Linked DNA regions of Homo sapiens: region 2 is linked to region 1. A link is an interaction called in ENCODE POLR2A ChIA-PET data of the cell type or tissue named here. Cell type or tissue: CD4-positive, alpha-beta T cell. All regions are shown on one strand. Each heading gives the region's core, and the rest is flanking DNA. Links, peaks and the distances in the headings are about the cores only.

What was found. Peaks named below come from ENCODE experiments on the same cell type or tissue, not always from the same donor. Only the 100,000 strongest peaks of a DNase experiment are listed, where the experiment ranks them.
Region 2: POLR2A ChIA-PET joins it to region 1 with 9 read pairs; 6 of 35 experiments call an interaction of 5 or more read pairs at or near these places.

What each region holds. Positions count from the first base shown.
Region 1 is chr3:111,545,727-111,551,113 of GRCh38, forward strand. The region is part of intron 2 of CD96 (CD96 molecule); the gene reads left to right. Among named protein-coding and RNA genes, the nearest start is that of CD96, 6.2 kb to the left of the region's middle. In CD4-positive, alpha-beta T cell, for the core only: no CTCF peak of the experiment used is centred there; DNase peaks (open chromatin) are centred at 2,155 and 2,495; H3K4me3 peaks cover 3,293 bases; H3K27ac peaks cover 4,911 bases.
Region 2 is chr3:111,665,526-111,670,912 of GRCh38, forward strand. It overlaps a transcript of CD96 not described here. Among named protein-coding and RNA genes, the nearest start is that of PLCXD2, 6.5 kb to the right of the region's middle. RefSeq lists an enhancer at 2,410-2,459. In CD4-positive, alpha-beta T cell, for the core only: CTCF peaks have their summits at 3,569 (motif pointing right) and 3,769; DNase peaks (open chromatin) are centred at 2,576 and 3,596; H3K4me3 peaks cover 543 bases; H3K27ac peaks cover 2,968 bases.

The sequences.
Region 1 (5,387 bases), core at 115-5,114:
GGGGCTGAGGCAGAGTGGGATTGTGAGTAATCCCAGAGAGAGAAAAGAGCTTGCATGAAGCTCTTTGGAGTGTTTGAAGAAATGGGAAAATGCCAGTGGGACAGCAATACAGCAATTAAAGGATAAGGCAGGTAAGGACCAGATCATGTTGGACCTGGTCAGCTTCCCTTTTAAAAGGTTTCTATTTTGATCTCAGAACCATAAGAAGACATGGAAGTATTTCCAACAAAAGGATGGCATGACATTTATAGGCTGACTGTATTTGTGTTGTTTAAAAAAAAAAAGTCATACTGACTTTCATGTGAAAATGAGGTGAAGATGGACAAGAAGGAGAAGGTAGAGACAACTCAGGAGACCACCTCAGTAGCCCAGAAAAGAGAGAGTGGTAGTTCAGGTAGATATAGAAGGAAAATGGCAAATTTTGTTCATTGGGCATAAAACAGATATGATCATAGAGAGAATATAAGACAAGGGCAGTATGAAGGAAGGAGAGAAAGAAGTTAAAGGTGACATCTGGGTGTCTGGCATGCACACCTGAATGGTGGTGCTATTCACTGTGATGGAAGGTAAAGGAAGGTTTGTGGGTGAATTTATGAAAGTGATTCTGGGTATACAATATTTAGTCTAGGGCAGGTAAAGGGACAAAGGAAGCTGCTAACTATGAAGCATTCACACCAAACATACTTTGGAGGCCTGCATTTAGAAGTGGGAATCCTAGATTTAAGTTCTAGCTCCTTTCTGAATAGAAATAAAATTTGACTTGGGGCCTGTGGTGTAAATTCTCTGAGCCCATTTGGAAAATGATTATAATAATGCCTGCCCTAAATTACCTGGTCCTAAAGTAAATGATTTTCATTTCTGCTAATGGAAAACAATGAAAGTGAAAGCCAACAGATGCAAAATGCACTGGCAGTGGACTGGTTCTAACTCAGGGCAAAGTGGCCTGGTAATATAAGAAAAAAAAATAACTCGTGAAGGTCATATTAAAGGGGGCATAGAGCTGTCCAGAACAAGCAACAGGTATGGATTTATAGCCTCCTCTCCATGTCTTATAACTTACTTGCTTTAAAAATATGCTGTTGGAACAGTCCACCTATAGGCCAAGGTCCCATCAACTACTATCTTATAATGCCCAATTCCCTTGCTGTTTTCCAGGAGGAAAACACACCACACACACACACACACAGACACATACACACACACACACACACACACACACACTTCAGTTCAATTAAGGATGGAGTGGAGTGGGATTGAAGTAAAGAGAAATGGAAGACCTATATAGAAAACTGTTTAGCTATACATAGTTTGATTCAGGTAGCCTGTATTTGGATATTGGCTCTATCATTTACCATACGTTTCATCATTCCCAAGTTGTTTCAAGTTTCTTACATAACAAATATGGATAATTATAGTGCTTTCTTTACAGGTATCACTAGCTTGGTGATTAAATGAGATAATCTGTGTAATGCACTTAAACATATAGTTCCTGCTAAAGGATAAGAGTTTGGTAAATGGTAGTTTTCAATTAAGAATAGTAATAATTATATTGAGCAAATTCTATTTCTCAGTTCCAATTAAATATGAGCCCTGCTCCTTCTTTTTATATATTGACCTCATTTGGAACCCAGTAAGACATTTGCCATGTAATGTTAGTACAAGTACACATTGACCTTGGTTTCATACATAGTTTTTTTTGTACATTCTGCCTGAACCAGTAAACAATACTATTGCCTCACGGAGGACTCAGTGTTTCCTTCATTGAGACTTGGCAACATGGACTGATGTACCTTATAGGAAATAGAATAAGTGATGCCACAAAATGAAGACAGCAATGGAGAACAGATAGTATATTATCCAGAAAGGAGGATGATGTTGCCTTTAAAGAAATGTATTTCTTAAAATAAAGAGAACCAAGGGAGTTAAGCTTGTAGCTACTAAAAACTGCAGGTCACTGGAGAGGCAGAAACCGTATCTATACTTTTTGCGGTTGGAAAATTTCCGGTCTTCTGAATGTAACTTTGCTGCTGTCATCTGGATCAGATGAAAAGCAATGGCCTCAGTGTTAGAGAAATGGTTCTGGTATTGTGATTTTGGGTACAAAGGGAGTAAAATAGAAAAGAGCAAAACAGAAGGGGGAAACATCCTTCACCACAGAGTGACCACAAATGTAAGCCTGGTACGGAGCTACAGAGTAGGCAGCTGACTAAAGGGAGGCAGTTGCCATCTGAGAGCTCTGTCAAGTTCACAACCAATAGCATATTTTCTTTCTACCCTTTACTGTTTTGATCTTCTCTTGCTTCTTCTCCTCTCACTTGTACAGTTTTCTTCTTATGCCCCTGTGCAATCTTTAAGTTTACAAGCTAGTTGGGTAAGCAAAACACACCTGAAGTGCAAACACTTATATAGTACATAAACAAATGCAAATTGAAGTGGTGCATAAGAACCTAATTTGAAAATGCTGAGGGACTTGAAGTGTTTGAGTTGATCATCTCTTCCTGTTTCTTTTCTGTTGCTGTTTGAGTCATTCTCTCTTGTCTGCTCACAACACAGTGTGTGTCTAAATCCTGTTCCCATGTTCCCCAAGGGCCTAGCTGTGAAAGGATTCTGTTCTCTTTTCACAATATTTTGTCTCTGTGTGTGTCTTAGTGCTCTGAGATTGTGGACAAGAGTGGAAATATAATAAACAGTGTGAGGTTTGCCTCTTTTTCGCTTTCACTTGACAGAGTTTCCTCCTAGGTTAGGAGATTTTCAGTCACTCCAAGAAATGCAGTTCTCTGAGTTAAGCCTTGGATTGTCATAATCTAGATTTCATTCATTTGAATGCTACTGGATCCCATAATGCTTCAGATTGTAAGATTTTGGTGCATTTTAAAATTTGTAGTTATTAAGATCAGTTATAAGAGTATAACATGGCTTTAATTTACTAGTTCACAGTAAATGCCTTGGTGGGCTGTTAATGTTATTGGAAGCAGTAGTAGCAGTGAATGCGGTTGGAGAAGTCATGGTCCTGGAAGTAGTAGTAATAGTAGCAATAAAATTTTGATACTACAATGTTGATAAGCTTGGTCTAAAACATGTTGTTATCCTGTCTAGTTTGTATTGAGCCTGAATGCTGGCTCTTCTTAAATTCCTGTATTTAGTCTTTATCCAACAAGTGTTTTTGAGTGCTTACAGTGCTAGACACTGGGCACTAGGCACAGAGTAGGCATATATGCATGACTGTGTCTTCATGAATCACAAAGTTCAATAGGAAGAAGTTGACATTCATCAAATAAGCAAACAAATATCAAATTGCAACAGTGAGAAGTGCTTCAGAAGTGAGGAAGTAGTGTATGAGAGGGTATAATAGGAAAATCAGAAAAGACTTTCTTTACTTTGTCCTTTCCTTTCCCTTCCCCCTTATTTTCATTTCCCTCTCTTCTCCCCTCCCCTCTCTTCCCCTCCCCTCCCCTCTCCTTTCCTTTCCTTTGGAAGCGCTGCTTCAACTGGAGTTAACCAAGTGAACACAGAGCTTTACAAAGAACAGGACATGCAAAGGTTCTATGGGGGAAGGAAGTTATAACAACTGGGTAGGCAGGGGAGATTTTAAAAGGTATTATGGCTGGAGCAGAGGGATTACAGGTGAGGCAGTTGACGATAAGGTTAGAAAGATTGATTAGTCCATTTAAGGAGTTTTGTCTTTATCCTAAGAGCTGTGGGAACTAATTAAAAGGTGGTTGTTTTGTTTGATTTTTTTTGTTTTGCATTTCAAAAATGCATCTTTGTGGTTCAAGTGTAGAGAATGAATTGGAGAAGGCAGAGACGATAGTGTGGATCAGTTAGAAGACAACAGCAGAAAGCTACATGAGAGATGCTGGTACCATTAAGTACAGTGGCAATGAACTAGAAATAGAAGAATGTTTAGATTAGAAACTTGTGTAGGAGATTCTCCCCACAGGATCAGTGGTGGATTGCCTACGTGAAGGAAGGAATAAAAAGCAGCGTCAAGGATGATGCTTTAATTTCTAATATGTGACACAGAAAAAATAGGGGAACATTGTATTAGGGAACACTGGAAGATGATCAGATCATACAGAAATTATTTTGCATTTAATCTTATAGATGTTGAGTTAGGCATGAAGTTGTGACATACAGAAGACGTTAGGTAAACTGGATATACAATTTCAGATCTAGGAGAGAGGTTTAAGCTGAAGATACAGAGTCATCTGAGTGTGAGTGTTAACTAAAATTCTGGGAGTGAAAGAAATCCTCTAGGAAGAGAAAATCAAGCAAGAAAAGCCATGTGGCACTTCAGCAGAGTCCATGGTGACGGATGGAGAAAGGTGAGTCTTCAGAGGATAATGAAGAGCAATTAAAGAGGCAAAAGTAGAATCAGGAGTGAATTGGGTCACAAAAACCTGGAAACATATTACATAAAAGGAATAGCCATCAATTATAAAGTTTCTAAGAAGATAAAATAGTTATTCGAATGTATTTTAAAACATGAAGTTTTTTTTATCACCTAACAGGAACTGTTTGATGGCATTATGGAATGGAAGTCAGGCTGGAGGGAGAAGAGGAATGAGTGGGAGGCAAGGAAATGGGGACAGCACATTGATATGACTTTCAAGAAATCTGCCAGTAGTAATAGGAAGAGTAGATAGAGGTGTTCAAATGCGGGATTCTGTTGATACTACAGTAGTGATGGTGGTGGTGGTTTCAATTAATAAGAAACACTTGACTGTGCTTCAAAGTTAATGGGCAGGATCTAGTTGAAAAAGGGTAGTTAAATACACAGTATGGAAGATAAAATAATAAACCAAGGTTTCTAAGAAAATGGGGACAATGATACTCACAACACAAGTAGGACTACCCCGATATTGAAAAAAAAAGAACAGTTTTTTTTTATTGTAACAGGTGGGAGGGAAAATAAGATGAGTGCATATGATGAGGGAGGTGCTGTCTTCTATTTCTCTAAAATAGGAAACAAAACCATCTTCAGCTAGAGAGAGGAAGGAAGCTTCAGAAAAGAAGATTGAGGAAGGTTTGAAACAGCTGCTATGGATAGAAGGGAAATGGATTCACTAAGTTAACACATTTGGATTTTTGGTCTGTGTTGAACATCCATTTGGGTATGGTATGAAATGGTAGTGAAAACAATTCGCACAAGGCTTTCTCCAGCAGTGATTGGCTGCTTGAGTCTGGGCATTAAAAAGTACATAGTGCCACATTTGGATTCCTTTTTAGATTGTTGCCAAAAGGAAAACAAAAAGGCAAAGGATTTGGGGTATAAGCAAAAATATTATTGACATAATGCACTATAGAACTTTAGCTTGATAATAAGAGATGCAAAGAAAAAATAAAGCTGGTGATTTGGAAAAAAGTAGAGTGATTAACTCATTAAA
Region 2 (5,387 bases), core at 112-5,111, 120 kb after region 1:
GGTATTGGCTGGGATCCACCAAAACTTCAATCAATTTTCCTTTCTTAAGGAGATAATTGGAGCCCTTTGATTTTCCCAAAACTCCAGAGCAAACTTACCCTCTCACCGTTGAACCATTTCATATCAAAGAAAACTAAGCTGTGTTTCTCCAGACTCCACCCAAGAAAGAGACTTTCATTCCTCCCTCAAACCCTTGGGCAGTGTTTTTTGTTGCTACTTTAGTAGAAACTACGGAAACAATTCACAGTTTACAGCAGTCCCTGCAGCAAGATCCCACACATGTGGCAGAACTGGGCAGACTCCTGCTCATCATTCCTACTTGGGGCTCCCCACACAGGAGCGGGGGCAGGAAGAAGGCTCAGCAATCACTTCTACAGAACCTCCTCCTACAGGACTTTTACCCATCACCCCAAATTTTGGGTACACAGCTTGACCAATATTTATCTGTTCAATAAATACTATTTGAAGATACTCTCTGTCCTATCTACTGAGATGAAATTTTTCAGTTTGCTATTGTTGCTTTAATGTTTATGTCAAAACGTGCAATGTCACTCCAAGATGAGGGAATGCGGGCTGTGAACTCTGTTGGACCCAAATGTCCTCAAAGGTGGAAAGCTGCCTTCACTCCTCAACGCCCCCACTGTGAGGATGAGGCCAGACACAAAGTAGTATTCAATTCAGTATCATGTGAATGAATGACAGGAAATGGCAAATGAGTGAGTAGGAGAAAGAAAAATGCCTTGTGGAGCAGAGAATTTGCTAAAGGTGGTGATTGTCACTCAAGTATGGTGAGTTGAGCTTTTCTTTTGACTCACTTCACATCACAGACTAATATATCCACTTTAAATCAATGCTCTTCTTCTAATGATTTTTATTGTGGCATGTCAGTCAGGCCAGGAGAGGTCAGGACCTAAATCTGGGCAGCTTGGCAGATGCCTTAGGCTGAATAGGCCACTGAGTCAGTTTCAAAGTTTAGCCCAGATTGGTAGAATCAGGCAGGCATCATAGGTGCAGAGGAAAAAAAAAAAAAAAACAGATCCAAGGAATCAGTGAAGACTCAAGTAAGTAGACACAGAACACCAGTCTAGACAGGTGAGGAAACTTAGTCTAAAACTCTTGGAGCAAGAACATACCTCAGCAGGCTAAAGATTCATAGGAGTTTGAGACCTGAGTCAGAGGCCTCTTGTCTTCTACTTCCGCTGTGTAAATTTATCAGGCTTTAATATTGTACATTCGGTACCAGAAGGGCAGGATGAGCCCTACAAGTGAAACTTTCTCCTGGTCAACTCAAGAGGAGGGAGTTAAGCTTAGGTGGGAAGCTTTCAGTTCTCTACTCTCTTTAAGAAGACAGTCTAATGGCTCATAATCTTGATTCTTCACCAGCGTTTGCTCCAGGTTGCCTAAGGTTTGGGCAAATAGACACGATTTCAAGCTTTGGTTTCAAATCCACTCATAGTCTTCTACTTTACTAAAGTTGGCTGGGCCATGAGTGAACAGAGCTTTCTTGTGCCTAATTGACTTCTTGGTGCCTTTCTTCCAGACCTAGGACTTTCACATTAGGGGTCACAAGTACCCAAGAATAAAGGCGTGTGCCAGAAGGGACTCGAAGCCACAGGGCAAACATAGCACATCCAGAACATCAATTTTGTGTGTGTGTGTGCATGTGTGTGTGTGTGTGTGTGTGTGTAACAAAATGTGAATGAATTTACAAAAACAAACTATGCAGCTTGAAAGAAATGCCAGGATCAGTGCTTGTCATGCCTGCCATACAGGGCTCTGGGGAGTGTGCATTTACTCAGCTCCATGATTAGGGCACATCTGGCGCAAGAGTTGAGAAGCTTTGCCCTCGGGCCGCACACACATCAATCCTACCACTGTGGAGGTGATGGAGGCACTAAAGGTGACTTCCATCCAGGTCATTCATACTTCCCACTCTGAGAGCTTCATTATGTGTTTTCTGAGCCTGACTGCCTGAGCTAAGCGCATCTCATCCTGGGTGCTGAATGCGGGGAGAGGGTAGAGAAAATGTTGAGGTGTCCCCAGAGGCTAGAACGTGTTACCAGTATAAAGGTACTCCCCAAAACACAATCTCAAGCTTTTGCTGGTAGCCGCATGATTTTAGAATATTAGGTCCATATTTATATAGAAGTTCTGTTAGTCCTGACTACAGCAAATGAAGTCAAAGATTTGAGTGAGGAAAGGCAATAAAAAGGAAAGAAAGGCTTAACTGTGCAAAGACAAAAGGTATCTACAGCAGGCAGAGGGAAAAAAACAGAGTACGGTTGGAAAGACCGTGAAGTTCATGTAGTTCAATCAAGCATCAGGTGCTTCAATTCTATCATGTTACTGTCTTATTGGTGCCAAGCTTGGCTTGGATGCTTCCAGTTATAGGAACTCACTTCCTCCTCTACTTCATTATATTGCTTAACTCTGACTTCTAGAATATTCTCCTTTATACTTGGCTGAAACAGAAAGATGTGTGGCATAAATTTTACTTTCTCTTTTACTTCTGCTACTCAAAGGAAGAGGAAGCTGTGGGTGCAGATGTTGCTAAGATAAACTACAACTTCCTCCATGACCAGTTTCTGCAGTTTAGGAAGGGCAGAGCCGAACACGTGGCTGAGTTGGGGAGTTAACTACAGACACTTAAGCAAATCAGAATCCTTTGAAACAAAATCATCAAAAGGCCAAGAAGCATTTGTAAGGGCTTTTGACTACAACCTAACATTCAGAGAGAGTTGATCAGAGAGAGTTGTTGACACACTAAAAATTCATTACTTTTATTTACATTGAAATTTATTTACTTTATTAAAAAATATTTTTGTTGGTTAAGGTTGTTTGTACAAACTTGTAATTTTAATATTTAAAAAGTTGGAAGAGAATGATAGTATTAGGTAATGATAATATTACTAATTTTTACTCCATGGATGAGGTGGCATCATGCTATTTCCAATTGATAGTGGCACACCAAATTGCAGAGTCATGTTGTTAAAAGAATGCATTCCCAAGATTAGATTGGTTAAATGATAACAAATGCACAGAGGTCATTCTGTTGTGACTGAAGCTCAAGTGATTACTAATATACACATTAATACAACAATGTCTCCTAATAATAGACATAATTCTCATAATTCTAGGAACCTTGGGGTGGGGTGGTAGCCTGGAGAAAAAAAAGGTAAGGGTGGCAGATCAATTGATTTTCCTGCTAGTTGAGATCAACTATCTCTGCCAAAATAGTCTTCCTAATTGCATAAAGTTATATGCAGCATGGATAAGAATTGTTTACTCTGCCATTCTACCTATTTTAACTTTTTTAAAAAAGAGAAATTTGTTGACATTTCAAAGCCTTCATCTCAAACATTTGAGACATAAAAATCCCCTGAGGAGAACATTTTAAAGACAGGAGGAAAAGATGCCATCCCAGAGGATCTGATGCAGGAGGGTTGGCATTTGATCCAGAAATCTGTATATTGCATAAACTCCTAGTTGTTCCTGTTGCTGGTGATCTACAGGCATTTTTAGGAATAATTGACACTGACAGAACATATTATACGTGCCTGAAGTGAGCCTTGAATACCAGTAGGTGGCTCTATAACATCTTAAATCAGGGACTTTGCAGCTAACTAGCTAACTAGCTAGAAAATAAAGGCTCTGAGGCCTTTATTTCCTCTCAATTTCCTTTTCAGGGATTGGAGGTGGCGTGGGAAGGAGAAATGGAAGAGGATGCTGGAATGTGGTGTGGTAGACGGAAATGAATGGATATTAAAATGAATTTTACAATCATCACTTGTTAGTAGCCCTCTCAAAAGTATTATAGTAACGACTACTGTTAAAATAAATTTTCTGAAAGCATACCAGAAAAACTTAATGTCCAATAAACTTAAAAGGCACAGAGGCTCTTAGGGTCTTCCTGAACACCGAGCTTTCAAATCTGGGAGAAACAATCTTATGGCCAGCCATTGCTGCCGTTCACTCTTGTCTCATTACAGAATCCCAGTTGTGGGCCATAAATACCAAGTGGGCATGAGGTAATATAGACAACGCTACTTCCTGCTTAAGCTTCTGCTTCTCTTCTACCCAGTTTCTCAAGGACACACCACCTGGGTATAATCCGGGAATGGTCACAGTAAAAATGACAAAACAATAGTCTCCGGCTCTACCCCAATCAACAAAATAAGTGGATCCCAATCCTCTGTCTTCTGATGTCAGGAATGTGTAAGTTGTATCATGTGTCCACAAGTGTGTGCCTCAGTGTCTCCATTTCCTTGGAGGCTCCTGAAGATCCCCAGTTGCTGCAATGATGTCACTCTTCCTGGAGGTAATTGCTGCTGCTGTCGTCACGTCCCAGCACCACCTATGTTGGTTGCATCTCCTCATTCTCCTCTGATCTTTATCATACAGTCTTTTGGCTTGAGCTGGGTGAAGAAGCTTGGGAAAGACTAGGAATAAACTCTACTGGTACGAGGCCATAAAGCAAAGCAGCTTCTACTCCATCCCATCTTTCGTTTACTTGGCTCCTCATTTCAGTCCCTTATTCCTTTTCCACCCACCCCACTCCCCAGCCAGAAAAAAAAATTGTGTGTGACGCATCACTGTGGAACTCAAAGCATCATATAACCTCACTCTCCTCTAGGCAATATCCCTCGACCAAATACATGTCTGTGTTCTGATTCTGCTTGGGATCTGTTCCTTCCCCATCTCGTACACAGCCTGGGAAGTAAGACAGTCCTGGGGCTTAGCTCTGGGGACCAGGGACAGCCCTGGTCCCAATATCATTAAATCAATATGCTTCCTCCAAGGCTTTTTGGGTGCCTTTAATCAAGTAAAATCAGGCCGGCTTATCCTGCCAACTACACATGTCTGAATGGCAAGCTGTTTTGGTGCTTTATCTGGGATCCTCACTACTCATTTATCACGTGAATCCAAACAAAACAAACCACTTGTAAAGTACAGACATTTCAAACAATAAGGGAGTCTCCAAATAGAGGGCTAAGGTTATAGTCAGCTCTTCAGGAATCCAGCAGGGTCTTTACCATTACATGTCACCTATTATAATTGTAACCCTGGTAAAGGCTGTTTATGAACAAAGCATATTTAAAAGCTTGGAAAATTTTTTATGTTGACAAGAGAGGCCATTGCAGGTTTTTAAGAAGGGAAGCAAAATTATTCACATTGTATTTTGGAAGATAATTATGGCAGAATGGGGAATGGTTGGGGAAATAAGAGTGTAATGGAGAAAAAATTTCCAGAAAACAGATTTGCATATGTATTTACATAAATGAGATTGGTTGTATTCAATAAAAATGGATGAACAGTTTGATGAGGTGTTCAAGTAATAAAAAATAATTTAAGAGATAGGGAAGCTACCCACTCAGGCCTTAGAATTA